Regions from separate parts of the Homo sapiens genome. Here region 1 is linked to region 2. Evidence: chromatin loops called from intact Hi-C (ENCODE). Cell type or tissue: OCI-LY7. All regions are shown on one strand. Each heading gives the region's core, and the rest is flanking DNA. Links, peaks and the distances in the headings are about the cores only. Region 1 has its middle 32 kb from the start of PTGDR. Region 2 has its middle 51 kb from the start of LINC02319.

Region 1 (10,181 bases), core at 915-8,914, 59 kb after region 2:
TTTTTGAGACACATCCTCTACTACCTTCTTGTAAAGGGTGCATGGCAGGTAAAGTCTTTGAAAAATTGGATGTCTAAGACATTTTATTCTGCACACCTTCTTGATCAATAGTTTGGGCAGTATTTCCCTGAATGCTGAAGTCATTTCTTCATTTGCACCTAATTTTCAGTGTTGAAGTCAAGAAGTCAAAATCTGATACAATAAAGTTAACCCTTATAATTAGCGATCTAAAATTTCATAATGATGTGCTCTGGTGTGGTCTTTTTTTAGCCGTGTTGCTGAGTACTCAGTGGGCTCTTAAATTTGAAACCTTCTATCCTAAAGTTCTGCAGAATTGTCTTGTATTCTTTCCCTGACAGTTTTTTCCACTCCATTTTTTCTGTTCTCTATTACTTTTGTGCCTATTAGACTAATGTTAGGCCTGCTGGATTGATCTTTAATTTGTTCTTTTCTCTCCTATTGTCCATCAAGTCTTCTTGCTCCACTTCCCATTTAAAGTTGATGGTATCCTCTTTCTTGCTATTTCTGAACACCCCTCTTTATATAACATCTTGATTATTTTATTATAGATAGCATTGCTCTTCTAATCTAAAGTGTTCTTCTGTTGCATTGTCTCTGCTTTCTCTGGGAGGTTTCTTCTTGATTATTTTGTTCTCTATCTTAAATGTTGAAAGATTTTCTCAAATATCTGGATGTCCCATGGATGACCGGTTATATTTAAGAGTGAGGCATTGAAAAAAAGAGAGATTGGAATCTCTATATGCTTGGGCAGAGATTGTCTAAAGGAGAGGGGCTGCTTCCCTGGAGGGTGACATGGGGGAATGCTGCTTTTATTTCAGAGGATCAACATGTGTCAGTGTTTATAGGTCTTTTCTCTTGAACCTATGCAAGATGAGATTTTGTGTTGTATTTTAGACATGAATATTTTATAAACTCCATCTCATATTTCACCTATACAACTACAAGGAGGAAATATCTGGGAAATTTACATGGTAAACATTGAAAACTTTTTAACAAGTATGGTGATAATTAGTGGCTTAATTATAACAAAACAAGACAGAAAATTCAATTTCCCATGATGAATAAAGTTTATAACACAAGTGAACACACAGCTGTCTCTACCAAATAGAATTTTCTGCAGTATACAAAGTCTCAAGATTATAAATTACAATTGTTATATTTAGATGTTACTTGTCTGGAGATTCTCTGCCCTTAGTAAGCAAATATTTAAGAGTAAGTATAATTATATTTTCAAGGGTCAGAGCATGTGTAAACAGAAAGCCAAACTTACAGAGAACTTCACCCGTTTGGCTTAGAATTTTTAACCATTGTGTCCTTGATATAATAAAATGTAAGAATCCTTTAATTATTCATGTCTCATTAACACGAGGCATATAACTCATTCCTGATTCTAAAGTACTTGTTTCAACCAAGTTCTTATTTCTCTGTTGTTGTGTTTTTTTTTTTTTTTTTAGAGACGGAGTCTCTCTCTGTCACCCAGGCTGGAGTGCAGTGGCGCGATCTCAGCTCACTGCAACCTCCACCTCCCGGGTTCAAGCAATACTCCTGCCTCAGCCTCCCAAGTAGCTGGGACGACTGGCATACACCACTACGCCCGGCTAATTTTTTGTATTTTAGTAGAGATGGGGTTTTACCGTGTTTCCCAGGCTGGTCTTGAACTCCTGAGCTCAGGCAATCCGCCCGCCTAGGCCTCCCAAATTGCTGGGATTATAGGTGTGAGCCACTGCGCCCAGTCATCTATGTTTCTTTTTACATACATGTATGCCTTGTGATCTACTCATTTCCTTTCATTTTATTCTAGGCGAAATTATTTTCAAGTTAATATATTTTTACAGGCCAGTCATTTTCTCATGGCTGGTGGGATTATGGGAAAGTGGGGTCTCGAGGTGACAAATCTGGCAGCCAACTTTTTTTGTAGCCAAGAAGAGGAGACTAGGAAGGAATCTCGCAATTCAATATACAGTCTTTCACTTCATCCGCCTGATCTCATATGGTACCTCACTCCCACTTGCTTGTTTAATTTATTCAGTATCATTATAGTGGAGTTCTGGGAGACAGCAGATATAAATTTGTGTTCCATATAGTATGTTTAATTGGAAGTCTTGATAGATTTCTTTGGAAACAGCATCTTCACTAGATTATTTGTGGGAGTAAGAAAATGATTCTTGACCATTCCATTTTTTGGAGATATCTCAAAAGTTCTATATATTGCTTCTGTTTACTTTTCATTGACAATAATTTATTCAAATGGCTAGATATAGCTGTGAAGGAGGCTGAGAAATGCCAGTCCGGTCTCAATTACACCATCTGTTGATTGGTAAATTAAACAAGATAAGGCCTGTAAAGTACTGAGAATATAACTATATAAGTAGATGTTAGGTAAATTGTAGTCATCATCTATACTTTTGTGCTTGATAATCAGCTGGATTTTTTTTTTAAGATGAAGTCTTCCTCTGTCACCCAGGCTGGAATGCAGTGGCATGATCTTGGCTCACTGCAACCTGCATGTCCTGGGTTCAAGCAATTCTCCTGCCTCAGCCTCCTGAGCAGCTGAGATTACAGGTACCACCACGCCTGGCTAATTTTTGTATTTTGAATAGAGAGGGGTTTTCACCATGTTGGCGAGGCTGGTCTCAATCTCAAGTGATCTGCCTGCCTCGATAATCAGCTAGAATTTTATTTTAGCAGATTAAAGGCCATGATTAGTAATAGTGTCACTAAAGTCCCACCTGGAGACAAACTAGTTTGATAAAACAAGTTCTATATATGCTGATCCTCTCTGGGAAGATTAATAATTTCACCCAATACTGAAAAAGTCAACCTGTAAGGAAGGTCTGGGAAAACTTCATTCTATTCCAATTGGGACCCATGCTATAAATTACTAATAGAAATTTTGCTTAATATGAATGTAAAGAAGGGCATTTTCCATAACGTTGAAGCAAAGCATCTCCCTCTAATTCTGATCCTTAGACAGACCAGGGTCAGCACCTGTTTACACCCTTTAACCAAACTCTCCCTAGACTAAGACAGAATGAGAGGGCTCTGAACTCTGTAAAACACTGTGTTAGTGATGATTTAATGCTCTTCTACAAATGCCTTTTGAGAAAGGTTCTCTCAATATTTTATACCAACAGACTTTGACAGACTGAAATCAATCCTGTTTGTCCTTCCTTAGGCAAACATGGGCCTTGTCTTTGTAATTCCAGGGTGGATAAAAACTATTAAGGAGAAACTATCATTCCATCATAAAACTTGGCAAGTATGCCTGTAAAACAGCACCCAGAGGACATACTGCTCCATGCCATGCACAGAAGCCTAACTGGGTTCTCGTTTTGCAGAGCAGCAAAGAACACTTGGTTATTGCCTCATGAGCAGTGACCAAGAAAAGGCATATCAGCACATTTTAGAGCACTACATCTGTCAGTCATGCCAAAATACTAGGTAGCTCCCGTGGCTGTCTGTCTGGTGCCTAGAATACAGCCTGGCTCAGGACTGCACATAATATTTTTTGAGTAATTATTTTAAGCTTAGAGAAACCAGGGTGCTATACCTCAGCGGTCACCCAGAAAAGGTGAAGTCTAAGACCACAAGTCTTATTTTAAGGCAAATAGAATTTTACTTTACTATTTCAAACTACTTTATTTAAAAATTAGTTTACACTGTCCTATCTCCTAAACAGAAAGACTTTTATTTAACTTTATTCATCTATTTTACATGTTTTCATTTTCTGCAAATTAATTTTGTACAGCCACTGGAAACATGAACATTGTAGTTCATTTGTTGGTCATTTGCCTTACAAAACATAACAAACTCTTTTGACTTAATTTTTCTATTGAATTGGCCTGTTTGAGGTACCGAACAGAACGGAAATTCAATCCACACTGTATTTGGTATTTTAAATCCAAAGCATTTAAAAACCTCCCATATCCTAGGAAAAGTGTGGACCAAACAGAAAAGCTCTAGAAAGACAGCCATTTAGCCAAGGCCAGAGAAGAGAGTCCTTTTCCACCCCTCTCTGAGAGTGAAGGTCACAAAGGGACTGAGCAAGATGATGTTTCCGTCCTTGTAAGGCTGTTTTGACAATAGGACTTCATTGCATTTCAAGGGTCAGTTTCACAATATATAGGTATATTGTCCTGCTTAGTCGGGGCCCACTTTTGCAAGAAAAAATACCCTGACACAGTGGCAGGAATCACCACTTGTCTGCCTGAGTTCCTGTTTCTCCTCCAGGATTCCTGAACAGGTGCAGAGGTACAGTCAAGGCAGGGAGCGAGGAGCTGACCTATTGCCACATACAAGTCTGGGATGTGATGTTTTACTGACATCAACAGTGCTTACACAAACCCCATGGCTTTGCTGGTTGTGTTCTCATAACCAAGCCCAGCATTTGTAGTGTTAACTCTGCAGCAGGATGTGAAAAACTTAACCCTTCTCCCTTTGCTATGTTTTGCTTAACCCTCGTGTGGATTTAAATATTTTTCTCAGTCCTCAGGAAACTTAATTCTCTCAGGCTTTTAGGGATGGTGAAGCATTTATGTGCTAAAAACTGGGACTCCTTTGGAGCCATCTTTTCTGAGGGGATGGTTGCATATGTGTTCCATTTGCTTGCCTTTACACCCCTACCCCCTTGCAGTTAGGCATGGTCAAGTGACTTGCTTTGGCTGATGAAATGTGAGCAGAATTGATGTGTCACTTCTGGAAGGAAGCATGTAATTGCAGGTACTCAAACTCCAGCCTGCTCTTCCCTTTCTTGGTCATTGGGACGGCATGTACTGAGAAAAGTCTCCCCCAGTCTGTGATCCTAAGTCCCTGTGATGAGCAGAGCCCCTCCTGCCAATCCATGTTAGACATGGAATGAGCAGGACATAAACCTTTGTTACTTTAAATCGCTGACATTAAAAAAAAAAAAAAACCTCTATGATAACCTAATTCATTCTAATAGAGGGCTATTAAGGGTACATTAAGGGCTACTGTGTACTTGGAGGAGGAAGTGGAATGAAGGTTTTTGTGCATGAGGGAGTAAAGAGAGAAGTGGTGGCCCCAAGGGAGAGGCTGGGGAGCACATTCGAGAGTGGGTCCAAGGGTCCTGGAATGGGCAGCTGGGCTCTGTCTCTGCAAGTGACTGCAGGTGACTTCCTCTGTCCCTGCAGGTGACTCTCTTTGGCAGTCAGTGGCTAGAGAATGCTGAGTCAAAAAGCAGGATGCTTGCAAGGGAATTATTCATGTGCCGAAGAACTCAGTAGAACCACAGAACTGACCTAGTCCAAGAAGCCTGTGCCAAAGAAGGTTCCAGGTTCAGGGGAATGCTCACTGCTAACAATTCCAGGTGCTGGACACATTCACAGGAAGATGGATTCATGGTCTGCATTAATCTGGGTCTCTAAGAAGCAGATGCTATAAGGAGATTAAGATAAGCAAGAGATTTGTTAGCACAACACCAATGAGAAAAAATGGGGAGGGAGCCGGAGCCTAAGGAGGTGGGAAGAACAATCAGGCCACAGTGAGTCCTGAGGTCTCTGAAGGAGATGGGGAAGGAAGGGAGGGAGGGAGGCCTTCGACTGTTGTGCAGCTCTAGGAAAATTTCAGCATGACTGATGAGTCTTCGAGCCAAAAATCACTCTTTAGCGGAATCCTATGTTTCTCATGTCTTAGTATCCTTGCCACAGTTACGACTGGCTGGACTAAGGCCCTAGAAAGCATGGGCTGGGCTTAATGCTGTGAGGAATTTCAGACGGCAGCACTGAGACCCTCAGTTAACAATGCTCCCGTGGTAGAAGATCTGAGAGGAGAATTTCCAAAGAAACCACACAGTTGCCACACCATCCTTTATACCACTTACAAAAGTCTAATAGGAAGAAGATTGATTATTACCCATAACATGCAGAACATTATCTTGGTGCTAATAATCCTATCATATATTTGTTTCAAGGTTTACAGCTTATCCTGGGCTTTCACATATCTCTTCTCATTTGAAATGGTCAGGGTGGCATTCCCTCCATTATAACGGTGGGAATCCTGAAGCTCCCTAGGGCATCTGACCATGCAGAGGGGAGTAGAACCAAGCACTTGGCTCTTTCACCCTTGTCCAGGGCTCAGTCCACTGTATAATAGAAACACCTGCTGACAGCCAGTGCTCCCAACATGTTGGTCATGTCTTTAAATGAAAATTAATCTTGGCCAGGCACACTGCCTCACGTATGTAATCCCAGCACTTTAGAAGGCCGAGGCGGGTGGATCACCTGAGGTCAGGAGTTTGAGAGCAGCCTGGCCAACATGGTGAAACCCGGTCTCTACTAAATATACAAAAATTAGCCGGGCGTGGGCACACACCTGTAATCCCAGCTACTTGGGAGGCTGAGGCAGGAGAATCACTTGAACCCACGAGGCAGAGGTTGCAGTGAGCTGAGCTTGCGCCATTGCACTCCAGCCTGGGCAACAAGAGTGAAACTCCATATCAAAAAAAAAAGAAAAAGAAAATTAGTGTCAGGCTACTTGCTTAATAGACTGCTCCAGAAAGAAAATACACTTCAAGAAGCCTCCTCCTTTGTTTGTTCTGTCAGTAGAGGTAGCATTTATAGGATGAGAACAAATCAAACATAAAACCAAGGGGTTAATTTGATAAGGTGAGTCTGCCCTGCTTGCTTTTGGTTAATTGCTTTTTAGGATTTTTTTCCCCCTTTTCCATGAAGCTGAAGGCCACAGTAGCTGAAGGCCTCACTGCTAAATGCCAAAACTTTTTTTTTTTTTAACTCTGTCACCAGGGCTGGAGTGCAATGATGATCATAGCTTGATCCCACGAAATCCTGGACTCAAGCAATCCTCCCACCTCAGCCTCCTGACTAGCTGGGACCACAGGTGCACACCATCATGCCCAGCTAATTTTCAAAAATTATTTTTTGTAGAGATGAGGTCCCACTATGTTGCCCAGGCTGGTCTCAAGCGATCCTCCCACCATGGCCTCCCAAAAGGCTGGGATTGCAGGTACGAGCCACCATGCCCAGCCTGAACACTGAAACTTAACCTTCACTGGCTACTTTACAGATAACACATTTATAGGTCACCAAGCGACCTATAGTGGTCGCTTCAGTTGTTGTTCAGGAACCTGAGCCAGCTCCTGTCCAGTTTAAACCAGTAGAGACCACCGACCCTTCAACTGGGTATGCCCAAGAGGTGCCTCTGATGTCAGAGGTCCAAAAACTCCAACCTCAGATCATGCTACCACCACCATTGTCTGTACATGTGTCTTATGAAATGCCATAAACCCCAACCACACTTGTGCAGAACGAACCTGTTACTTCAGTTTTTCCTACTACCAATCACATTTCCCCAAGGCTTAGATCATCCCACTTCCCTAACCCATTAATATCCCTAAGCCTTATCTTTGGGGAGGTGAATTTGAGAGCTGTTCTCCTGCCTCCTTGCTTGGTGCCCTTGTGAACAAATCTTTTCTCTTTTGCAAAACCTGTGTCACAGAGATTGATTTACTGCATGCAGGCAGAATGGACCTGGACGGTCATAAGGTTTCCCATCTACCAGGAAACTCTTTATGAGAAGAGTGTCCATGGGCTAGAGTCTCTCATTGCCAGAGCAGCCCAGTGTGGCTGCAGGATGCGGGCGGAGAGGCTTCTGGGCTGAGATATCTTCCCTGTAAATGGAGAGAAGTTCGGGGTTAGAGATGCAGATTCTGCAGGAAACCCCTCCCAAAGCCATAATACCTTTCTCAGCCTTTCAATAGGCTTGTTTATGTGGGACTAGACCAGCAGATACTTTTATTTAACATTAATGGAGGTTTTCTTCTTTCCAAAAAGAAAGAACTAAAAACAGTGAAACAGGAATTACCCAGACCATGGGAAAAATCCAAATCATAGTTCCAGCCCATGAATTGGCACAGCTCAGGAGGGAAGACGAAGATACAGACTTGTGCAAAGTTTCAGTGTCAAAGAGACCAGGCAGCCCAATAAATGAGCCATGGCAAGTGAAATGAAAATAAATATGAACGCTTCAAGTATCAAGAAGAAAGGAATACAATATGTCAATTCAAGGATTGTTGATTATATGGAAGCCATCTGAAAGCATTGATATTTTCATTGGTTATCAGAAAAACACCCAAGAACAAAGACCTTTTAAATTATGAAATTATCTCCCAGAGGAATAAAATGTGAAACATTTCCATTCCCATAGCACACTTCATCCAACTTCCTTTTAGAGTAGGATGGAAACAAATTGCACTTTAGATCTATTCATGTTTGCTTCCAACGACAGGAAAATGTTCTGGATCCATTAAACAGCACTGAACCTGACATTTATTTTATGCTTAAGAATCACTTATTCAGGGGTAGGAAATTGCTTTCCTTTCTTAGTAGAAGCAATTGCCCTGGGTAGTCAGATTGGAAATAGCAGGGTATTGGGCTGGAAAAGGGTACCCAAGTTCTAGTATTGATGACCACAACTAGGTCAGGTTGGGCAGGTCATGCAACCACCCTATTTCCTTATTTATAAAATAAGAAAGATATTAATGGTTCAAAGTGTTTTTTGCTCCCCCAATTGGCCTGGGAGCTTTGAATGAATACAGGTGACTGGGACTTCCCCCAGAACTGCTGAATCAGAATCTCTGGGAATCTAGATTTTTTAAAGATCTCCCTGGTGAAATCACCAGGTAGTCATTCTGTAGACCAGTGTTTTAGGAGCAACTAGACAAGAAGTTCAATTCCACTCCCCCACCAACAGTTCTCAAATTCTGTGATGGGGAAGAAGTAGGAAGAAGAGGGTCAGGGAGAGGCCATTCTTCTCTGCATAGAGCACCTATGCACACCTATGTTAGAAGTGCAGGGTGCAAAGTGCTGGGATGCAGGCATGAGCTACTGCATCTTGGCCAAGTGCAGTAGCTCACACCTGTAACCCCAGCACTTTGGGAGGCCGAGGCAGGTGGATCACCTGAGGCCAGGAGTTAGAGACCAGCCTGGTCACCATGGTCTCTACTAAAAATACAAAAATTAGCTGGGCATGGTGGCACGCACCTGTAATCCCAGCTACTTGGGAGGTTGAGGCAGGAGAATCACTTGAACCTGGGAGGCAGAGGTTGCAATGAGCCAAGATCGCACCAAAGCACTCCAGCCTGGGCAACAGAGTGAGACACCGTCTCAAAAAAAAAAAAAAAAGAAGAAGAAGAAGAAAAGAAAAAGAAAAGAAATGCAGAATCTTGGAGCCTACTCCAGGAACCTACTGAATTAGAATCTGTATTTTAACAAGATCCCCATGTGGTTCACAAGCACTTTAAAGTTAGACAGTCCTACTCTATTCCACGTAATCAGGAGTGCGCCTATGTACTTGCATGCCAACCAGTCATTTTCCTACCCAATCTCTGTGGCTTGGCCAACCCAGGAACATACCACAAAGGAAACATTCCCAGGTTACCTGGGAATATCAGGTGATATCACTTACTGGCTGCCATTCTCCTGAAAGCATGAGAATTTGGGACATCACCAACTCACTATAAGTCTCTTATTAAACTTGGCTTAAGTTCCCATGAAGGCAAAAGAATGATGCCAAGTGAGAGAGCTAGGCTGTGTTTGTGGGTGTGTTGTATGTGTGTGTGTGATAGAGAGAGTGATTATTATTAATAACGTTTGTGTGTGTGTGTGTGTGAGAGAGAGAGAGAAAGAGAGAGAGAGAGATTATTATTAACCAGGTAAAAATTTTCCAGAGGAATTCCAGAGGTGAGGATGACAGTCTCAGGCAGAAGGAAATTTTAAATTGTGTTTGACTATTGTTATTTAATTGGGGTAGAGGAAAATAAAATATATTGCAGCTCAAACTTTCTTTCTCAGGTGCTTGCTATCCTTACCCACATCCTGTCTTGAGAGCTCATTACCAAATAAAGAGAAAAAATATAACATCCCCACATGGAAAAATATTTATTTTTGCTTTTGGAGGAGAGAGAGCAGTCCAATTTACAAAAAGCCCCTATAGTTGGTCACTCCTCACAGAAAACCCTGCTGATCTACTTCCCAGTTTATGTAACTTCAGTGCTTTCGCAAAGCAGGAGGTGGTCAAGAAATGTGTATTAAATAAGTTCATTTGATACCTGTCTTCATAGCACTTATAACAATGATGCCTACCTCCTCTGCCAGAGAGAAAGCTTCGTCTAGTTTCTTGTCCAG
Region 2 (10,181 bases), core at 1,059-9,058:
CTTCAACAAGGACTGACACAGAGAACAATCATACTTATTGGGCACATTTGTCAATCTTGGCTGGCAATAATGCCTGGATGTAATCACTCTATGACACAGTTACACATGCTTTCTGATATCAGCATTTATCATAATGAATCTGCTCCTACAATTAAGGCAAACTGCCCTCAAAAACCTATTTGTAAACAGGATTGGACCTGGCCAGAAAAAATGAATGTACTTGTTAAGGAAGATTGCATTGCAGAACAGGCAGAGGTGCTGCGCAATGATTCCTATGGAATCATTATTGATTGGCCCCCTAAGGGGATGTTTAGCTTGAATTGCACCTCTCAGTCGGCATGCCACAGCCACACCGTGTTCAGCTGGTCTGAACAAAATGGTCAGATGGTAGAAATGGTAAGAAGTATGGCAAGAGTTCCTATTATCTGGAAACATGGCAGTACAGTGGCACCTCAACCTCAAATGATATGGCCAGTTGTAGGAGCTAAACATAAGGCTTTGTGGAAACTATTAATAGCTCTTAACAAGATCAAAATTTGGGAAAGAATAAAAAAGCATCTATAAGGACACTCTACAAACTTGTCTTTGGATATTGCAAAATTAAAAGAACAAATATTTAAAGCATCTCAGGCACACCTGACCTTAATGTCAGGAACTGGAGTGCTTGAAGGAGCTGCAGACAGATTAGCAGCTAGTAACCCATTGAAATGGATAAAAACACTGGGAAGCTCTGTGATTTCAATGATGATTGTGCTTTTAATCTGTGTTGTTTGTCTTTGTATAGTCTGCAGATGCAGATCCACACTCCTGTGACAAAGCTGCCTTTGTTTCACTTTGCAAAACAAAGAAGGGGGACATGCTGGGAGCAGGACCCCAAAACTGGAAACAAGCAAAATCTCTGCAGCACTGTGACAGGTTCATGGTGTCCATGACAACCACATTGAAGGTTGTGGGTTTATCGGAATTAAGACAAGGAACACCTGGCCCACCCAGGCCAGAAAACCACTTAAAGGTGTTCTTAAACCACAAACAATAGCATGAGCAATCTGTGCCTTAAGGACATGTTCCTGCTGCAGATAAATAGCCACACCCATCCCTTTATTTCCCATAAGGAATACTTTCAGTTAGTCTATAATCTATGGAAACAATGTTTATCACTGGCTTGCTGTCAATAAATATGTGGGTAAATCTCTGTTCAAGGCTCTCAGCTCTGAAGGCTGTGAGGCCCCTGATTTCCCACTCCACACACAATATTTCTGTGTGTGTGTCTTTAGCTTCTCTAGTGCCACTGGGTTAGGGTCTCCATGACTGAGCTGGTCTCAGCAAAATGGAGAAATGTTTCTACTAATTAACAATTTTTCTAGTAATAAAACTTCAAATAGCAAAACTTCCAAATCTCCTTAATTAAAACACTTTATAATTTTGAGTCTCTTATAGAGGCCAAAAATTTAAATGGAAACTTGTCAAAATAATTGCCATGTACTGCCAACTATTTGCAATAATCAAACAGAAAACATTTTTTGGCAATTTGCTGAAGCTATGAATTCTAGGTACAAAAGTTCCTCACAGAAAAACTAGGCATATCAGTTGGTGAATTTTGGTCCTACTAGGCTGGCAATGTTACACAGAAAAGCAGTATTAAGACTTGTTTTTGTTCAAACAGCTTCTTTAACATTGCACAGCTTTCATTCCATCTTAAATCAACAAGTTGAATGAGTAGACAAGGCAGTTCCAAATCCCTTGTATTCAGGTAGATTGAGATGAAGATTAAGGCAAGGGGCCCACTCTCTCACTGTCTACTTCTAATACTTCTGTTACCTTACTCTGTGCTATCATCACTGTCTGAACACACAACCAAGCCTATGGCCAACACATCAGATGCTTGTGGCTCCCAAATAATCAATAGCCTCCATCATGGCTGTCATATTGTCATTGACAATTGCCTAACACTTTTCTTCACTGACTTTCCATTATGTAAATATCTCCTCAGTTAGGTTTAATGTGATTTTAACTGTGTGAGACCCAGAAGGCTCTTGGCAGCCAAGTGAAATAGAAGCAGAGGTCAACAATAATCAACATTAATTCACCAAGTGGTCACACATGACATGTCCAAATGTCAAATACAAAATACAGAATTAGGACATTGTAAACAACATGGAGAAGATTATAATTCAGGAAGTTTTTTTTCTGTCAATCTAGCAGATCAAAAATCCAACAGTTGTTTGCAGAAAAAGCAGCTTGTATCCTGGAGTATGCTATAGAGTATACCAAACTGATGTGCCTTGAGAGGCCAAGTATCTTTTATATGTGACCTGTTGTAAAGCTCCATCTATCCTTCTATTCCAGGATAGATGCTGGAATTAGAGTGCATACAATAAAAATTGAGATACAAATGGAAATTTAAAGAGAAATTTTCTAACTTTCAAAGCCAATTGCATCTATCCATTGCCACATTTCTAGATCAGGATATAAGTACAAAACTTTTGATAAAGTTTTGATAAACCATCCAATGCCTATCTGCCCACCTATCCCCCAAAAAAAGAAAAAGAAAGAAGGGCAGTGATATTAAGTCTCTTTCTAAATATATTTAAGCCTCGTTTAAAGGAAGTGGTTTGCCTCAATGAAATTGCATTATCACCATCATTTAAGTTTTAATTGCAGAAACCAAAGATGAGTTAACTCTCTGCTTTAGGCAGTTACTATTAGAGAGGGAAAAAGACTTGGTAACTTAGTGTTAACATTACAATCAGTAATTATCCCACACTGGCAGAGCTAGCCAAAATGCTTCTACTACTACTACTACTACTACTACTACTACTACTACTACTACTAAAATCTTCCACTTGGCCAGGCACGGTGGCTCACACCTGTAATCCCAGCACTTTGGGAGGCCAAGGTGGGTGGATCATGAGGTCAGGAGATCAAGACCACCCTGGCTAACATGGTGTAACCCCGTCTCTATTAAAAATACAAAAAATTAGCCAGGTGTGGTGGCGGGTGCCTGTAGTCCCAGCTACTGGAGAGGCTGAGGCAGGAGAATGGTGTGAACCCAGGAGGCGGAGCTTGCAGTGAGCCGAGATCACACCACTGCCCTCCAGCCAGGGTGACAGAGTGAGACTCTGTCTCTACAACAACAAAAAAAAATCTTCCACTCTACTCACCTCAGTTAAAACCAGCAATGCCTTTAGTATTGCCAATGTGCAATATAGTGACCCTTGGAGCATTCCACAGCTGACAGTGCTGAGAAAATTGGGTTTCTGCTCAACAATGTCAAATTTCAAATATTTGACTACTAAAATTTTTCATAATAAAATTGAAAATTGAAATATTAACTGAAACTTTACACTTATTCTCATATCTCAGAAATTTAATCAAATGATGGTGCTATTTGGTGTTAGCCTTGGTTTTGGACAAACATTGATTTTAACATTCACCCATTTAGCATTTGGCCAAAACATGTATGTGCTGCATCTCCATTTTCCTTCTGTCTTCATGGACTTTAATTTCTCAATTCCTTTACTGTTCTTTTAGTGAGATTTTTGTTTGTTTGTTTTTGAGATGGAGTCTTGCTCTGTCACCCAGGCTGGAGTGCGGTGGCATGATCTCAGCTCACTGCAACCTCTGCCTCCTGGGTTTAAGCTATTCTCCTGCCTCAGCCTCCTGAGTAGCTGGGACTACGGGTGTGCACCACTATGTGTGGCTAATTTTTGTATTTTTAGTAGAGACGGGGTTACACCATGTTGGCCAGGCTGGTCTTGAACTCCTGACCTCACGTGATCCGCCCACCTTAGAGTCCCAAAGTGCTGAGATTACAGGTATGAGCAACCATGCCCAGACTTTTTAGTGAGATTTCATAAGGGAGCAAAAGTAAATACACATGATTAATTAGTATATACTATGTTTTTAAACCTTGTTGGTTTCCTTAAGAATATGATTGTCTTAGTCAGTTTGGCTTCCTATAACAAATGTACCATAGACTGAGTGGCTTAAACCATAAACATTCATTTCTCACAGTTCTGGAGGCTTGGAAGTTCAAGCTCAAGGTACTGGCAGATGTGGTGTCTGGAGAGAGCCTGCTTCCTGATTTGCAGAAGGTCATCTTCTGGTTGTATCCTCACATGGCAGAGAAAAACAAGCTCTTCTGTCTCATCTTCTAGGGGCACAAGTCCTATTCACGAGGGCTCCATCCTTACGACCTAATTACCTCCCAGAGGTAATTACCTATGACCTAGTTACCTCTTACTACCATCACATTGAGGATTTCAATATATGAATTTGGGGGAACACAAACATTCAGTCAACAACAATAATCATCATAATAGTTGACACATACACAGTGCCTCTTATGTTCCAGAAACTCTTTTGCATGCTTTACCTATAATAACTCTTCTAACACCTCAAGTGAGGAACTTGCCCACCTTAGCTCAGCTAGTAAGTAGAGCCAGGACTCAAACAAAGCATTTTGGCTCTGGAGTCTATACTTTTAATCATTAGACTACTGCTTCCTGAACAGCTTAATTTGTCATTAAATAATTTTCTACAATACTATTTTAGGTACTCTTTAGCATTCTATTACATGGATAAATAACTTATATTAAAAATCTCTCGTAATTGAACATCTAGGTCATTTCTATTTTTCCTCTATTAAGCAATGTTGACCTGAATGAAATTATAGCCTGTCTTTGTGCCACCTGATGATTTTCTTGCATTAAGGATGTGTATTTTAACCACAGCCACTTAGAAGTGTTATAAAATGTAGTACAACCCACCCCGCTGCCTTCAGAACAGGACGCAAACAAGGCTGTAGCTCTGTCTTGCTTGGACAATTCTCTACTGGCACCTACCAAGCTGCGAAGCTTCCTTCCTGTCTTGAGGTTTCACAGCCAGTTGCTTTAAATTCCCCCCAGTGTTCCTTGCCTTGCAGTGCTCACTACTAAGCAACAAACACATACACACAGAGACCACTTGTCTTAGTTCCACAAACTTCTCATATAGCAACGAGAGATGCTGGAGGTAATAAACTAGGTAACTTACAGGTTCAAAGCCTCACATTACTAACTGATGCTGGCTTCAAGCATTCTCGCCTTTCCTGAGCACTTCCTTATTCATCTCTTTCAGATGCTTTTCCATTTCCTGTGCTTTAACTGACACTCTTTTCTATTAGGTTAAACCACAGGAAACTGCTGATACTCAGCCACTTTTAACCTACAAAAATTAAAATTACACCTGGTTCAACCTAACGAGGTTGAGATGTTTATTTACCCATTGGGGAACATGGTAACAGTTTGTGATACTGTAAAGCTGTTCAAAACCTGTGAAAACCCTTCCTATCCTTGAGGAATTATTTTAAATCTTCATCTCTATGGAGTAAATGCCAGAAACTCACCTTCCCAGGCTGCTCCAATCAGATACAAGATTTTCTACTCAGAAAAGAATGACAGGAAGAGCTATTCTGCCATTGAGGAGAGACAGGAATAGGGGTGGGAACTGGGCATGGGAGGGTTCTTGACCTGGGTGGTGGTTATATGGAAGCGTGGTCTGTGATAATTCTTTTCTATTCTGTGTTATTCTGGAACTTTAAAAAAGTTTTGGAAACTCAGTTGTGGCAAGGGTAGGGGTGAGACATTGAGCTACCAGTCTTGGTGGTGTCCGGATTCCTGTGTCAGCAGTGTGAGCTGCAGGATCTGTATCCAATGCTGCCCTCTGGCCTCCATGGAGCAGTCCTGTAGGCAATTTTGGCATAGTTCTTGGTGTACAGTCTCCATCACTGTTTCTCTGGCTCTCCTGGAGTTTCTTTAAGATACCAAATATCCTTTAGTAAACATTCTTTCTGCTCTAATTAGCTATAGAAGGTTCTTATTTTGTTGTTGTTGTTTTGTTTTGTTTTAAGAAATAGGATCTCACTGTGTCACTCAGGCTGGAGAGCAGAGGTGCAATCAGAGCTCACTATAGCCTTGAACTCCTGGGCTCAAGTGATTCTCCCACTTCAGCCTCCTAAAGTGCTGGGATTACAGGCATGAGCCACTGCACCCTGCCGGGTTCTTGTTCATGACTAGCATCTAAGAGCCCTAGCTGATAAAAGGGAATTCAGGTTCTGTTCAGGCTAGACCTTCACCTGACACTGAAAATGCTGTCCTCAAGGCCACCTGAATGCTGGCTCTGTGGAGTACTCTATGGTACTCCAGACTCTAGTGCTCCCTCTGTTCTACAATCAGAGCATGCAGGGCTGAAAGTATATACAGCATGCCCTGCTGCTTTCAGCTGACTATTATTAGCTTCTCTAAAAGTCAATTTTTTACATTAATCTCCACTACTTTCTCCTCTATAAACCCCTGTTCCCCAAGAAATACAAGCACACACACACAACCACCAGCAGCAGCAGCAGCAGCACCCCCATCACCACCACCACAACCTGGAATACCCAGGACTATGAAAAAGTCATGACACACCACGTCTCACTAGAATGTAATCTTCATGGGCAGACTTGTCTATTTTGTTCAGTTCTCTATCACAGCATGTAGAATGGTGCCAGGCAGATATTAGGTACCCAGTAAATATCTGTTAAATGAATGAATATCTTGCCCTAAAATACATCTATCCATTTGTTTATCAAACGAAGAACAAATGCTTATGGAGACATGGGCTCAGGCACTGGTGTGTGTATTAGGAAAGTCATGGCTCTGCCCATGAGCAGTTCGAAATGAGTTAACGTTACTAATGACCCCCACAATATATGTTTTGTCACTTCTGTGAGCCCAATTGGAGCTTCTTTTTAGTGAAGCTCTGGGGCAGTACAGGTAGGAGGTCTTCATAACCAAGAGGCAATGCCTTCCGGCTCTTCATCTCAGTTTTAGGCCAAAGAGAAGGGAGCCAGTGACAACATGAACTGGTAAATGAGATATCCAGGTATGTGCCCACCACTTTTGTCCAGGCTAATTCCCTGGCTAGATGGCTGGGAACCAACTTCAACCATGAATAAGGCAATATCAGGTGGCTAGACAGCAATCAGGTCCTCTCACTCCCCAGTGGCTCTTCTTCAGGCTTAGAATTAATCCCCAACTCCTCACCCTTTTACTAGCATAGCTATGAAGTTCCTAAACATGTTTAACAAAAAAATTTATAGATTAGAAAGACCAGAGAGAACTTGGCTCAAGATATTTTTCTGCATATAGTCAGAATATAAAAGCTCTGGGTGTATTCCTATTTGATTTTTAAAAAGATCAGCTTAATCAAACTGACAGTAGCTGAGAGAGAGAAAAAAAAGAGTATGAGATACTTAATAATGTGAGATATATTTAATAACTATCTGGCAGAAAAGTAAGTCTTATCAGGAAGCTTTATTTTATTTTATTTTTTTCGAGACAGGTCCTCACTCTGTTGCCCAGACCAGAGTGGAGAGACACGATTATGGCATACCACAGCCTCGATCTCCTGGGCTCAAGTGATCCTTCTACTCTAGCACCTCATGCAGCTGAGACCACAGGGATGCGCCACCATGCTGGGCTAATTTTTTAGCTTTTTTGTTGAGACAGGATTTCACTATATTGCCCAGGCTGGTTTTGAACTCCTGGGCTCAAGCAATCCTCCCACCCTGGCCTCCCAAAGTGCTGGGATTACAGGCATGAGCCACCACACCTGGCCATCAGGAAAATTTTAAGACACCATCTGGAGCATGTGATCTGTTTTCAGTCTTCCAGAGGTGTATTTACTGTGACCCTAATGAAACTAAAGCCTTAGAGCCCCTTATTTACACAAGCACCTTTCAAATCTCTGTACCTAATTTTATATTTTTTAAATATGTTTTCTCAATGAAGGACACAAAGTTATTTAAGCGTTAGGCCCTACAAAATCAGGTCTGAATGTGCATGCTCCATATGGAAAGAAGGACTAAAAATTAAATAGCCTTGACATAAATATTGGCCCTGACAAGGAACTATGTCCCTACATCACAAATCTGCTTAGCTTTCTTCGCTCACGTTTGGGGTTAGATTGGATTGGTAGTGCATTGGTCTATTCTCACACTGCTAATAAAGACATATCCGAGACTGTGTAATTTGTAAAGGTAAGAGATTTAATGGACTCACAGTTCTGTGGCAAGCCAGGTCTCATTAATGCAAGCCACCGTAACAACTGTTTCAGTACTGACTGAGTTGTTAAGTTAAATATTAAAAGCTAAAAGAGCCAGTGTCCTTATACAAAGGCTAGAATGTAACAAAAAGCCCACCAAGAGTTTTGCCTAGGCCTTTCCTCTGCCTTAAAGCATGATAAGATAACAAAGGAATTCTTAACAGGACCTGTTTAGGATTAAACAAGTTTTATTGGGGGTCTGAAGACACTTCCCAGGCCTCTGCAAACAAGTTTATTGCGGGTCTGAAGGAACTCCCCAAACCTCCATGATTTAGCAGGAGACAAGATAAGGGTAATCACCCCAGCACCTGGACCCATTTAGATTAAGTAAATTTACTGAGGCTCCAGAGGAAAGTCTTCGGGACTCAGATCTTAGTTATAGATTAAAAGAAGTTAATCACTATGTCTTCAGATGAATGCACACTTACATGTAGACATAAAGCTTAGAAGGTATATAATCTCTGGAAAACTAATTTTGAGTTGGTCTGGTGATATTTTCTGGGCCTTCTCCCTGTAACCTGTTACAGAAATAAAAACTCTGCCCTTTCCCCTTTCATCAGCATCTCATTATTGGGCCATGAGAATAAGCAGCCTGACCCTCAGTTTGGTCCGGGAACAGTTCCACATGGCTGGGGAGGCCCCACAATCATGCTGGAAGGTGAATGATATGGTTTTGCTGTGTATCCACCCAAATCTCAACTTGAATTGTATCTCCAAGAATTCCCACGTGTTGTGGGAGGGACCCGGAGCAGGTAATTGAATCATGGGGGCCAGCCTTTCCTGTGTCATTCTCATGATAGTGAATAAGTCTCACGAGATCTGATGGGTTTATTAGGGGTTTCTACTTCTACTTCTTCCTCATTTTATCTTGCTGCTGCCATGTAAGAAGTGTCTTTCATCTCCCGCCATGATTCTGAGGCCTTCCCAGCCATGTGGAACTGTAAGTCCAATTAAACCTCTTTTTCTTCCCTGTCTCAGATATGTCTTTATCAGCAGCATGAAAACAGACTACTATAGTGAATGAAGAGCAAAATTATGTCTTACATGGCAGCAGGCAAGTGGGTATGTGCAGGAGAACTCCCCTTTATAAAATCATCAAATCTCATGAGATGCATTCACTATCATGAGAACAGCATAGAAAAAGCCCACCCCCAGATTCAATTACCTCCCACCAGGTCCCTCCTATGACATATGGGGATTATTACAATTCAAGGTGAGATTGGGGTGGGGACACAGAGCTAAACCATATTAATCTGCCCCTGGCCCCTCCAAATCTCATGTCCTCACATTTCAAAACCAGTCATGCCTTCCCAACAGTCCCCCAAAGTCTTAACTCATTTCAGCATTAACTCAAAAGTCCATAGTCCAAAGTCTCATCTGAGACAAGACAAGTCCCTTCCACCTATGAGCCTCTAAAATCGAAAACATGTTAGTTACTTCCTAGATACAATGGAGTGGTACAAGCATTGGGTAAACACAGCCATTCCAAATGGGAGAAATTGGGCAAAATGAAGTGCCTTATGCAAGTCTGAAATCCAGCGGGGCACTCAAATTGTAAAGCTTCAAAATGATCTCTTTTGACTCCATGTCTCAAATCCAGGTCACGCTGATGCAAGAAGTGGGCTACCATGGCCTTGGGCAGCTCCACCTCTGTGGCTTTGCAGGGTACACCCCCCACTCCTGGCTGCTTTCCCATGTTAAGTGTCTGCAGCTCTTCCAGGTTCATGGTGCAAGTTATCAGTGGATCTACCATTCTGGGGTCTGAAGGATGGTGGCCCTCTTCTCACAGCTCCACTAGGCAGTGCCCCAGTGGGGACTCTGTGTGGGGGCTCCAACCCCACATTTCCCTTCTGCATTGCCCTAACAGAGGTTCTCCATGAGGGCTCTGCCCCCGCAGCAAACTTCTGCCTGGACATCCAGGCATTTCCATACATCCTCTGAAGTCTAGGCAGAGGTTACTAAACCTCAATTTTTGACTTCCACGCACCCACAGGTTCAATACCATGTGGAAGCTGCCAAGCTTTGGGCCTTGCACCCTCTGAAGCCATGGCCCC

What was found. Hi-C counts contacts between places; a loop is a spot of excess contacts. Peaks named below come from ENCODE experiments on the same cell type or tissue, not always from the same donor. Only the 100,000 strongest peaks of a DNase experiment are listed, where the experiment ranks them.
Region 1: a loop joins it to region 2, with 4 times the contacts of the local background. A loop is called at or near these places in 4 of 110 quality-filtered maps.

Annotation. Positions count from the first base shown.
Region 1 is chr14:52,230,597-52,240,777 of GRCh38, forward strand. No RefSeq gene overlaps it. Among named protein-coding and RNA genes, the nearest start is that of PTGDR, 32 kb to the right of the region's middle. In OCI-LY7, for the core only: no CTCF peak of the experiment used is centred there; no DNase peak of the experiment used is centred there.
Region 2 is chr14:52,171,253-52,181,433 of GRCh38, forward strand. No RefSeq gene overlaps it. Among named protein-coding and RNA genes, the nearest start is that of LINC02319, 51 kb to the left of the region's middle. In OCI-LY7, for the core only: no CTCF peak of the experiment used is centred there; a DNase peak (open chromatin) is centred at 4,849; H3K4me3 peaks cover 2,012 bases; H3K27ac peaks cover 2,449 bases.